2 separate regions of the Homo sapiens genome follow, and region 1 is linked to region 2. Evidence: chromatin loops called from intact Hi-C (ENCODE). Cell type or tissue: HepG2. All regions are shown on one strand. Links, peaks and the distances in the headings refer to the core of each region. The heading gives the core; the rest is flanking DNA. Region 1 has its middle 23 kb from the start of PDLIM5. Region 2 overlaps PDLIM5 (PDZ and LIM domain 5).

What was found. Peaks named below come from ENCODE experiments on the same cell type or tissue, not always from the same donor. Only the 100,000 strongest peaks of a DNase experiment are listed, where the experiment ranks them.
Region 1: it touches region 2 in a loop (2.2-fold over the local background); 1 of 110 quality-filtered maps calls a loop at or near these places.

The regions. Positions count from the first base shown.
Region 1 is chr4:94,426,516-94,431,904 of GRCh38, forward strand. No RefSeq gene overlaps it. Among named protein-coding and RNA genes, the nearest start is that of PDLIM5, 23 kb to the right of the region's middle. In HepG2, for the core only: no CTCF peak of the experiment used is centred there; a DNase peak (open chromatin) is centred at 2,526.
Region 2 is chr4:94,561,854-94,567,242 of GRCh38, forward strand. All of the region lies in intron 3 of PDLIM5 (PDZ and LIM domain 5), which reads left to right. Among named protein-coding and RNA genes, the nearest start is that of PDLIM5, 110 kb to the left of the region's middle. In HepG2, for the core only: no CTCF peak of the experiment used is centred there; DNase peaks (open chromatin) are centred at 2,598 and 4,758.

The DNA.
Region 1 (5,389 bases), core at 187-5,186, 140 kb before region 2:
CATCAATGGTAGATTGGATAAAAAAAGTGTGGTAGATATACACTATGGAAAACTACACAGCCATAAAAAGGCAAGTAGAATGGATTATCCTTAGTGAATTAACACAAAAACAAAAACCAAATATTGCATATTCTCACTTATAAGCAGGAACTACTCATTGGGTACAACAGACATGAGGATGGGAATGATAGACACTGGGGGCTCCAAAAACAGGGAGCCAGGGAGGGAGAAAGGATTGAAAAACTTCCTAATGGATACTATGCTTATTATTTGGGTGATAGGATCAATAGAAGCCCAACTCTCAGCATCACACAACAGACAGTTGTAACAAATCTGCACATGTACCCCATGAATCTAAAATTAAATAATAAATAAATAAATGTACTGCTGAAAGCTGTTGATGAAGACAAAAATCTTAAAGGCAGCCTGAGTGAAAAAAAATACAGGGGTACAAAGATAAGAATAACAACAGACTTCTTGTCAGAAACTATGTAAGCCAGAAGACATGGAACAGCAACCTTAAAGTACTGAAAAGGAAAATAACAAAAACAAAATAAAACCTGCCAACCTAGGACTGATACTAAATGAAAACGTCTTTCAAAATGAAGATGAGCCAGGCATAGTGGCACACACCTGTAGCCCCAGCTACTTGGGAGGCTGAGGTTGGAGGACTGCTTGAGCCCAGGAGTGTGAGTCCAGCCTGAGCATAAAGTAAGACCTTGTCTCTTAAAGAAAACAAAATGGAGGAGAAATAAAGACATTTTTAGGGAATAAAAGCCAAGCCACCTTACTACCAGCAGACCCACCTTATAGAAAAGACATTAGAGGAAGTTTATCAGGCAAGAAGAAAATGATACCAGATGGAAATTTGGTTCTACACAAAGAATAATGCCTCCCTGATCCAAGCAATGGTTAAAATAATGGGATATTATTGAGATGGGGTCTGACTATATTGCCCAGGCTGATCTCAAACTCTTGGGCTCAAGCAATCCTCCACCTCAGCCTCCTGAGTAGCTATGATTACAGGTGCATGTCACTGTGCCTGGCTGGAAATTCTTTTAAACCTAATTAAAGATGATTGGCTAAAGCAAAAATAATAATGATTCATTGTAGTGTTTATAATACATGTAAAGTATTGCATAGGACAAAAATAGCACAAAAGATGATGGGAAATGGAAGAATATTGTTATCTTTTTTAATATTATGTGTGAAGCAATATTATATTATTTGAATGAATACTGTATGGTGCCTCATGCCTGTAATCTTAGCACTTTGGGAGGCAGAGCTGGAAGGATTGCTTGAGCCTGGGAGTTGAAGACCAGCCTAGACAACAAAGTGAGACCCATCTCTACAAAAAATTAATAATTAGGCAGGTGTGCTTGTGCACACCCATAGTCCCATCTACTTGGGAGGTGGGAGGATAGCCTGAGCCCAGGAGTTTGAGGCTATAGTGAGCCATGATCTCACCACTGCACTCCAGCCTGGGCAACAGAGCAAGACCTTGTCTCAACAAAAGTATATTGTAGGTCCTTGGAGAAACCAAGAAAAAAATAAAACAAAGAGCTAAAGCTAATAAACTAATAGTGGAGACAAAATGAAATACTAAATATAATTAAACCAGAAGAATGCAGGAAAATAGGCCAAAAAAGGAACAGGAAACAGATGGGAGAAATAGAAAATAAATAATAAGATGGTAGATTTAAACCCAACCCTGCAATCCTACTTCTTAATTCACACAAAAACTCATAAGCAAATTTGTGTAAACTATAAACAAACATCAATCAACTGGTGAATGGATGAACAAAATGTGGGATAGTCATACAACGAAATACTACACAGCAATAAAAAGGAACAAACTACATATACACACAAGACAGGGATGAATCTCAAAATTATTATGTGAAGGTAAAGAAGCCATCCACAAAACTCTATATGATTCCATTTACATGAAGTTGTAGAAAAGGCAAAACTATAGCAACAGATAGATCAGCAGTCGCCAGAATCTGGGTGTGTGTGGATTAGGGAGAGAGGATTAACTACAAAGGGGCAATGAAGAAACCCTTTGGGGTGATGGAATTGTTCTATTTCTTTACTATGATGGGAGTTACACAGCTGTATACATTTGTCAAGACTCACTGAATTGTACATTTAAAATTACCCTTCAATAAAGCTGACATTAAAATGAATTAATGATTTGATAATCACATCTTTAAAAATAGCAAGTTGACATTATAAGTGAGCTAGTAAACACCCTTGAAATAAGACCCCAGTATGGGGAGATGAAGGGTAACTCATTGGAAGAATGTGAGGGGAAAAAAATCAGTAGAATAGCCCATGTTCCAGGAATCCCAGGACTGAGTATATTAATAGAGACCCTAATCCCTTCTCTATAGGAGTCTGTGAAAATGTCCTTGAGAGCTTTGGCTACTCCCTTATCTAAACAGAAAGAGTGACTTCATTACAGCCACTGTGCTAACTGATTTCATGTTGAAGGCATCAGGTAATATGGCAAGTTGGAATACCCTTGTATTTGCTACCTAGTTCCAAAGAGCAAACAAACAGGCCTCATTGAGCTGATCAAGGCCAACTGGTTTGGGTCTGTAGCAGTCACTGGATTAGGGACAGATGACAAATGCTTTTGAGAGAGATGTGTATAAACCATTTTAGAGCCTGAGGCAGGGCATATCATACTACAAGTGGAGCTGTGTAAAGCATAGCTGGGAAAAGAAAGCAAACTTTAAACTAAGGAACAAGTCGGAGTTTATGTCAAATATAAAGTTAGAAGGGAGCTCTGAAGACACACTTGTCTTCTTGTAAGGCTCATGAAAGTGTTTAGAGGTTGGATAGTTTTAAAACCGGTAAAGCAGGTAAATGCAGTTGACTTTTCATTTTATCTGCTTTTATAGGATCTCTCATTTAACTTATTAAAATTCTTACTACCTTGTAATTGGTATATTAAATTTTAAAATAAGAGTAATTCATAAACAGGGTAACAATCCTATCTGTTTATATAACATCTCTCATTTAACTATTAATTCTTATTACCTTGTTATTGCTACATTAAGACATTTTTAAATGAAAGTGACACATGAACAAAATTTTTAAAAGCTTGAACAGGCATTGAAATGTATAAAAAGGAAAAGTTAAAGCATCTCTGCCCAAACTTATCCCCCTTCTAGAAACATGAATAATATTAAAGTCTCATGACATTTGTATAAATATGATCTTTATGTTGCAGCTCCTAAAATTTTGACATTTCTTATTGAGTTTTTATATATATTTATATCATCAGGCAGTACTCTGCTTTTCTCTTAGAAACCTTTGCTCTCTCATTTGCCTTGACTGCTATCTATATTCCAGTAAATGACACCCCGTTCATTCATATGCTCAAGGCCAAAATGTTGGGATCATTCCTGGCTCTTCTTTTTGTTTTAATTACTCTCTACACTTAAGCCATCAGCAACTCTTTTCAAATCCACTCCCAAAATATTTGCAATATTCTACAGCTTCTTACCATATCTGATGCTACCACAGCTAGATCGGAGCCACCATCCCTCCCCTAACTGGTCTCTCTCACTCCACTTTTGCCTTTTAAAGCCTTCATATATGAAATTATGTCCTACTCCTGTCAAAAACCCTCTAATAACTTTCTGTTGCACTAGAGTGAAACTCAAGGACTTTTTCATAGTCTGCAAAGCCTGCAATCATCTAGTCTTTGTCTACTTCTCTGACTTCCAACTTCTCTCTAGTTCGTTTTAGCAAAACCTGCCTCTGTACTATACTAAAAACAGCTTCAATACATTTGCTTCTCAAGATATTTTTTAGTTTTTGTTTGTTTTTTGCTTTTTATTCTGTCTGAAGTACTTTTCCTCAAATTTTTGTGAAGCTCACTCTTATATCACTCAGTAGTCTGCTTAAATGTCACCTCCTCAGAAAGCTCTTGCCCTAAAATATCATCTCATCCCATCACACCATTACTCATGATTCCCTTGCCATGCTTTATCAGTCTTTCTAGCATTTAGCATCACTCAAAAATAATGTACGTACGTGTTTTATTGCCTGTGATACACATCAAAATGTTAAGTTCCTGAGGGCAAAGACATTTTTTAAATCACCAGAGTCACATTCCTAAAACAGCGCTTGGGTTGTATGTGGTGGCTCATCCCCGTAGTCCCAGCACTTTGGGAGGCAGAAGCCAGAGGATCATTTGAGCCCAGGAGTTTGAGACCTCGTCTCTACAGAAAGTTTAAAAATTAGCTGAGGATGGCAGCACGTGTCTGTAGTCCTAGCTACTTAGGTGGCTAAGGTGGGAGGATCACTTGAGCCTGGGAGGCAGAGGTTGCAGTGAGCCAAGATCGTACCACTGAACTTCAGCAGCCTGGGTGACAGGGTGAGACCCTATCTCAAGACAAATAAGCAAATAAAACAATGCCTGTCATAAAGCAGGTGCTTAATAAATATTTTTTGAATGAATGAAGCTTGAGCATCTCTAGCTATCTAGATAGTTTAATGAAGTGTTTCCTATCATTTGTTTTCCTATAATCCTTCTAGACCCTATTATGCTTAACTACCACTAGTCAAATGTTTGGAGATACCCATTGTTTTTCCCTAGCAGAGGCACAAAGAAAGAGCTAATCAGAAATAATTGGACTAGCTCCAGTACTGGTTTTTAAAATATTGCCAACAATCTAACACACTAGAATAGGTGCTTAATTGTGTATTGTAAAAACTTTGTCTCAATGTAGGTAAAGAGAAAAACAAAAGAAAATATTGTTAATATTTGTATTGTTTGATGTGTTCTTTTTAGATGCACAACTCATTTCTCTCTCTCTTTTTTTTTTTTTTTTTTTGAGGCAGAGTCTCACTCTGTCACCCAGGCTGGAGTGCAGTGGTAAAATCACAGCTCACTGCAACCTTGACCTCACGGGCTTAGGTGATTTTCTCACCTTAGCCTCCCAAATAGCAGGGACTACTGGTGCATGCCACCACACCCAGCTAATTTTTTGTGTTTTAGTAGAAATGGGGTCTTGCTATGTTGGCCAGACTGGTCTCAAACTCCTGGGCTCAAGCCATCTGCCCACCTTAGCCTCTCAAAGTGCGGGGATCACAGGCGTGAGCCACTCCTCCCAGCAGTACAACTCATTTCTAAGGAAATCTTGACAAGTATCTCCCAGTGGAAGGCTGGGCCCATGTGTATTAACCACACATTTGGTTGCTCCAGACAATATCATGGCTTTCATGAGACTTCAGGGCTGCAGCATTCTATATTAAGCGGGATCACTCTGCTCCACTGGATCACTCTGATCTGCTGCTTCTGGAACACTGCCAAAGCTACAAACATCTTCAAAGCCCTTTTTAAAATTACAAGGTGAAACTATTTTCTCAGTGT
Region 2 (5,389 bases), core at 93-5,092:
GGATGTTATTGTTGGAACAACACATATAGTAATCCATGGTCAGCATAATCATGGTCAGCATTTCTGTTCTTCTTAGTAATTTTGATTATGTCAGAAGCAAATTTGGTGGCAGTGAGCTTTGCAGACATGTACTAGCCAGAGCTCTGTGTTAATTGTGTTGTTGGTAGATCTGCTTATTTTATGTCTTTGAGGATATCATTGCGTGCAGAATTTTTTAAAAGTTAAAATAGTTTAATAGTATTTTATGAATGGGCTTTTTCACTGCAATTCAGTGGACATTTGTTTGTGACCCCTATTAACCAGTCATCTTGTTTATTATGTGGCCTATCAGGCCTCCAGACCTTTCTGAGAGCTCCACCTTTGAGTCAAGGTTGGTGTTTATCAAACTGAGGCTTATATATTCAGTTTTTTTGGGTCAAGACCAGCATCCTTTCCCCCAAGCTAGTTTGTTTTTGTTTTGCAAATAAAAATAATATATTTTAATAGGTTCCACAGGAAAATATGTATGTTATTGCTTCATACTTGTATTAGGTAGATAATGATACAAAATGTATTTCTGATACCCACTGTGATAAAAGTGTGAAAACAGTTTTCCAGGTCAGTGCTATTTAATCTGTGGGTCCTGGACTGGTACCAGTCTAAACTGTTTGTTCCTGGTCTGTAGGGAGATAAGCACTGAAATTGAGAATAAGCATTTAGGAACTTTTGTAGCAATTTCACATTGCCACAGTTCTCAAGGTTTTTGTTTAGTGGATTTGTCCCATTGAACAAGTATAGTCCAGTTTGGGTGTTGAGATTCCATGATGTGAGTAACATACGTTGTGACTTGTGTATGTTCAGCAGCATTTTAGGTCATTTCTTAATCTATTAGATTCAAAGAGTGGTGGAGAGAGGGTGCATTAATTCTCTTGGGAATTTAAGAAGCTTACCTTTTGGTAAATTAGACATAATGTGTTGCTAATTGGCTGTGGTTTCAGTTTTTTAAACTGTAACATAGAAAAGGTATCAGAAGAAGAAGAATATAATTTATGTTTTCTATGGTTCCCTTGTTAGAAAAAAAGATACTAATACTTTAATACTGAAGAGCTTTGGGATTCTAATTTGCTTAAATTTTCAACAAAATCCATTAAATTATCAATCAGTAATATAAACAAGTCTTCTATTATAAGCAAAATTCAGTTTTCTATAAACAAAAATAAAGATTATTAATAAACAGTTGAATGAGTTTCAGTTCTGTGATGGTATAAATGTGAGATAAATCACAAATAATATAAGAAGTTGTAAAAATAAATATTTGAAAATTTAGCTGGCTTTTAAGTTCCTATTTTTAGATGTAGATATTATTATCACTTTGAATGCCTTGACTTAATTTAATAATATGAGATTTAGTGATAAGGATGTTGGACAAGATTCTACTTATTAATGAATGTGAAATTAAAGGCTCATCTTGAAGTTATTAAACAAGGATAGACTTGGCCTATGTATGGCTAAAGTAGCCACATTTGATCACTAATTTTTAAATTCCTTGATTCTTATGAATAACTCCAGATTTTTAAAAATATCTAAACTCACCCAAAGTTATTTTTTAAGTGTTACGTAACTGGAAAAAGCTAAGTTGAGATTGTGAAGAATCTTCATTTCATGTGTTCTACACAGAAGATAGCAGACTGACTTTGTTTTCCTAATAAGGCTGTGTTGAATGCTGGAATACTTATCCCCTTAAATTTTATTGAAATACTTTAAAATACTCACTTTACAAAAAAGGTTTGCAATTTAACACGTTTAGCCTGGACAGGAATAGAAAAAGAGATGTGCCTCTGGTATTAGCATAGGACAGGGTGCATATAAAGGTGAACCTCAAATAGCATGTCTCATACTTTGAAAAGATGAAAGACAAATTAGATATTTTGTTGTTTTCTATTTGTGTTTTGTTCATCACAATATATTTAAGATTTGGGGCAGTTTTTATTCCTTCTCTCTTCCTTTCTTTTAGTAAGTAGGCTTGTACAGATCATTTATTGCTTAACACTGAGATTTGGATTTAATCTTCTTCCAAAATGAAGTACTGCATTTAGCAATTTTTCTTTTTTTTTTTTCTTTCTTTCTTTTTTTTTTTTTTTTCTGTTTTGAGACAGAGTCTTACTCTGTCTCCCAGGCTGAAATGCAGAGGTGCAGTCTCGGCTTACTACAGCCTCCACCTCCCAGGTTCAAGCGATTCTCCTGCCTCAGCCTCCTGGGTAGCTGGGACTACAGGCGTGCGCCACCACACCTGGCTAATTTTTGTATTCTTAATAGAGACAGGGTTTCACCATGTTGGCCAGGGTGGTCTAGATCTCCTGACCTTGTGATCCACCCCCCTTGGCCTCCCAAAGTGCTGGGATTACAAGCATGAGCCATCGTGCCCGGCCTTAGAAATACTTTTCTATCTCACTCAGAATAAAAGACCAATTCCTTGTAATGGGTTCATGTACTTTATGTGTTCTGCCCCCAGCCATCTCTGCAGCTTTATCTCTCACTGCTTTCCCCAGCTTTTCCTGGAACCTTTCTAGCCCCACTGGTACATTCCTGCCTCAGGACTTTGCACTTGCTATTTGGACTGCCAGGAATTCCGTACTTCAGGTTTCTGTTCAGAGTTCACCTCATTAGAGAGGCCTTCTCTGACCCTTTTGTATAAAATAGTGTGTCCTTTCCTGTGTCTTGCTTTATTATGCTCCATGGCACTTACTACCATGTGAAATATTTTGCTTGTTAGTCTGCCTCTCTCAAATGGATGTAAGCACCTTCAAAGGAGGAATTTTGTCTCTTTTTTTTTTTTTTTTTTTGACAGAGTCTTGCTTTGTCTCCCAGGCTGGAGTGCAGTAGGGCCATCTCAGCTCACTGCAACCTCCACCTCCTGGGTTCAAGCGATTCTCCTGCCTCAGCCTCCCAGGTAGCTAGGACTACAGGTGAGTGCCACCACGCCCAGCTAATTTTTTTGTATTTTTAGTAGAGACGGGGTTTCACCGTGTTAGCCAGGATGGTCTTGATCTCCTGACCTCGTGATCCGCCCGCCTCGGCCTCCCAAAGTGCTGGGATTACAGGCATGAGCCGCCACGCCCAGCCCGTCTGTTTTATTCATTACCATTGCCCCACCTCCTACAACAGAGCCTTCTGTATCATGGGTTTAATAAATATTTGTGGAACTAATTAATAAATTAATGAAATAAATTGTTTTAAGGAAAAGACACAGCATGAGTGTTGCCCTTGAACTTGAAGTGATGCTGGGTAAAATAATTACCAGTTGGGAATGATAAGTTGATTGGTTAAATAATTTCTGGTAATGCAGAAGGCCATATTAATCCTTACAGGATAAACAGGTTGACAGGAGCTAGATTTTGACTATAATATAAGGGTGTTTGTTTGTATGTTTATAAAAATACAGGCTGATTCAAAAAGAGCTGAACACGATAAAAAATGTATTATTCAGTGATTAGGTATATATGCAGTTATATGAATGTGTAGTCAAAACAAAATTAGAAGGAACCATCGTAGTTATTTCTGTCAATCTTGCATGCTCAGTATGCAGCCCCCTGTATCATGGGGCACACATCAGTCCTGAAATCTAATTCATTCTGTTATTGGTAGCATGTCACCATCGATAGTTGTAATGGGGACCATGATGCCACTTCCTTTATTTTCTCAAGACCCACAAGAAGATTATGTGATGTGGTATCTTGGGATCTGCATGACTACTAATGTCAGAAGCTGGTTACTATTTTAAATAGAACACCCAATTTAGCACCAGAGAAGGTATTCACTAAGGAACCTCCAACCCCATCCTGCTGAAAAATGAAATTATTAGAGATTTCCTGTTAGTATAGGGAAAAAATACTCCTCTTTTCTGGAAAAGTAAAGAACAATGGACTGAAACCTGTTCTTTGTTTTTGCATCTACTTACTGAACTTTCACTGGGAATTTTGTGAAGAACTTAATCTCTTATTTATGTGCATATTGTACAGTCTGTAAAGTGTTCACTCTATAGATAGGCAGATATATTATGTATCTGTATATATTGAATACACATAGACATATATGTATATATTATATACAATGAGTAACTTCTGTGTTTACTTGAATTAAACCAAAAATGGCATTCTATAAACATGTCATTGAAAATGAATAGCTGTTTGTTAATAGAAAGTAGTTATTCATTGTTTGGAGCCATTACTCTCTGAAATTCTTTACCAAAGTTATTTTATAACTTTCTCTTTGATGTTATTCCAGAAGGCAGCCAGAAGGTAGAATGTTAGGGCTGCATATAGGCTTCTGGACCACTTGGGTTCTAATCCGGCTTCTGCCACTTTCAAATTTAAGTTTTGGTCAAATTAGCCTATTTGGGCTTCTGTTTCCTATATTTAAAATGAGAACATACTACTTTGTCAGGAAGAATAAATGAGATAATTTATATGATGGGTCAAGTGAAATTATTGGCATTTGGTAGGTACTCATTAAGTGATATTTTCTTGCTTATCTCTAGGTTTTTTTGTTGTTACTGTTTTCCTTGAAATTGATCCTGTTAGTAATTTGATTCTAATAGTATATAATCAGAAATAGAATAATTTCCAGAACTCCAGAGTTTAGGTCATCTGCTTACGGGGAAGGTGCCTTCTATCACTGCTTACTTTGTGTCAAGCACTCCACCAGATATGTTACATACATTACCTCATTGCGTCCTCAAAACAGTTCTGCAAGGGAGGTATTATGACCCTCATGTCAACAAAGAAACTATATGTTGCCTAATGCAACCTTTATTCAGCTATTTGTTCTATTCCTCAAAGAATTCCTGTATCAACAAAGAGCTTCGTAAGAGAAGGCCTGAATATGAAAGGCGGGAACTCTGTCTCTTTAGGGCTCTAAGCTTTTCTTGAAAGGAAGAAAAAAATAAATAGTCAAACTTCAGATTATGAATTGTGCTTGCTGATACTACTATTATCCTGTATATGACCCTCATTCAGCATCTGACCTTTATGAAAGTTTTCCGGAAGCAGTTAATTTTATATACATTGTTTAAAGCCTGTGAAAAAGAATTTTGAATATGGTTCTGTTATTGATGCTTATTCTCCTAATATGAATCTTAACTATATTTGGTGGTTTTTGTTTGTTTCTTTGTTTGTTTTATGAGACGGAGTCTCGCTCTGTCGCCCAGGCTGGAGTGCAGTGGCACAACCTCGGCTCACTGCAAGCTCCGCCTCCCGGTTCACGCTGTTCTCCTGCTTCAGCCTCCCGAGTAGCTGGGACTACAGGCGCCCGCCACCACACCTGGCTAATTTTTTTGTATTTTTAGTAGAGACGGGGTTTCACCGTGTTAGCCAGGATGATCTCGATCTCCTGACCTCGTGATCTGCCCACC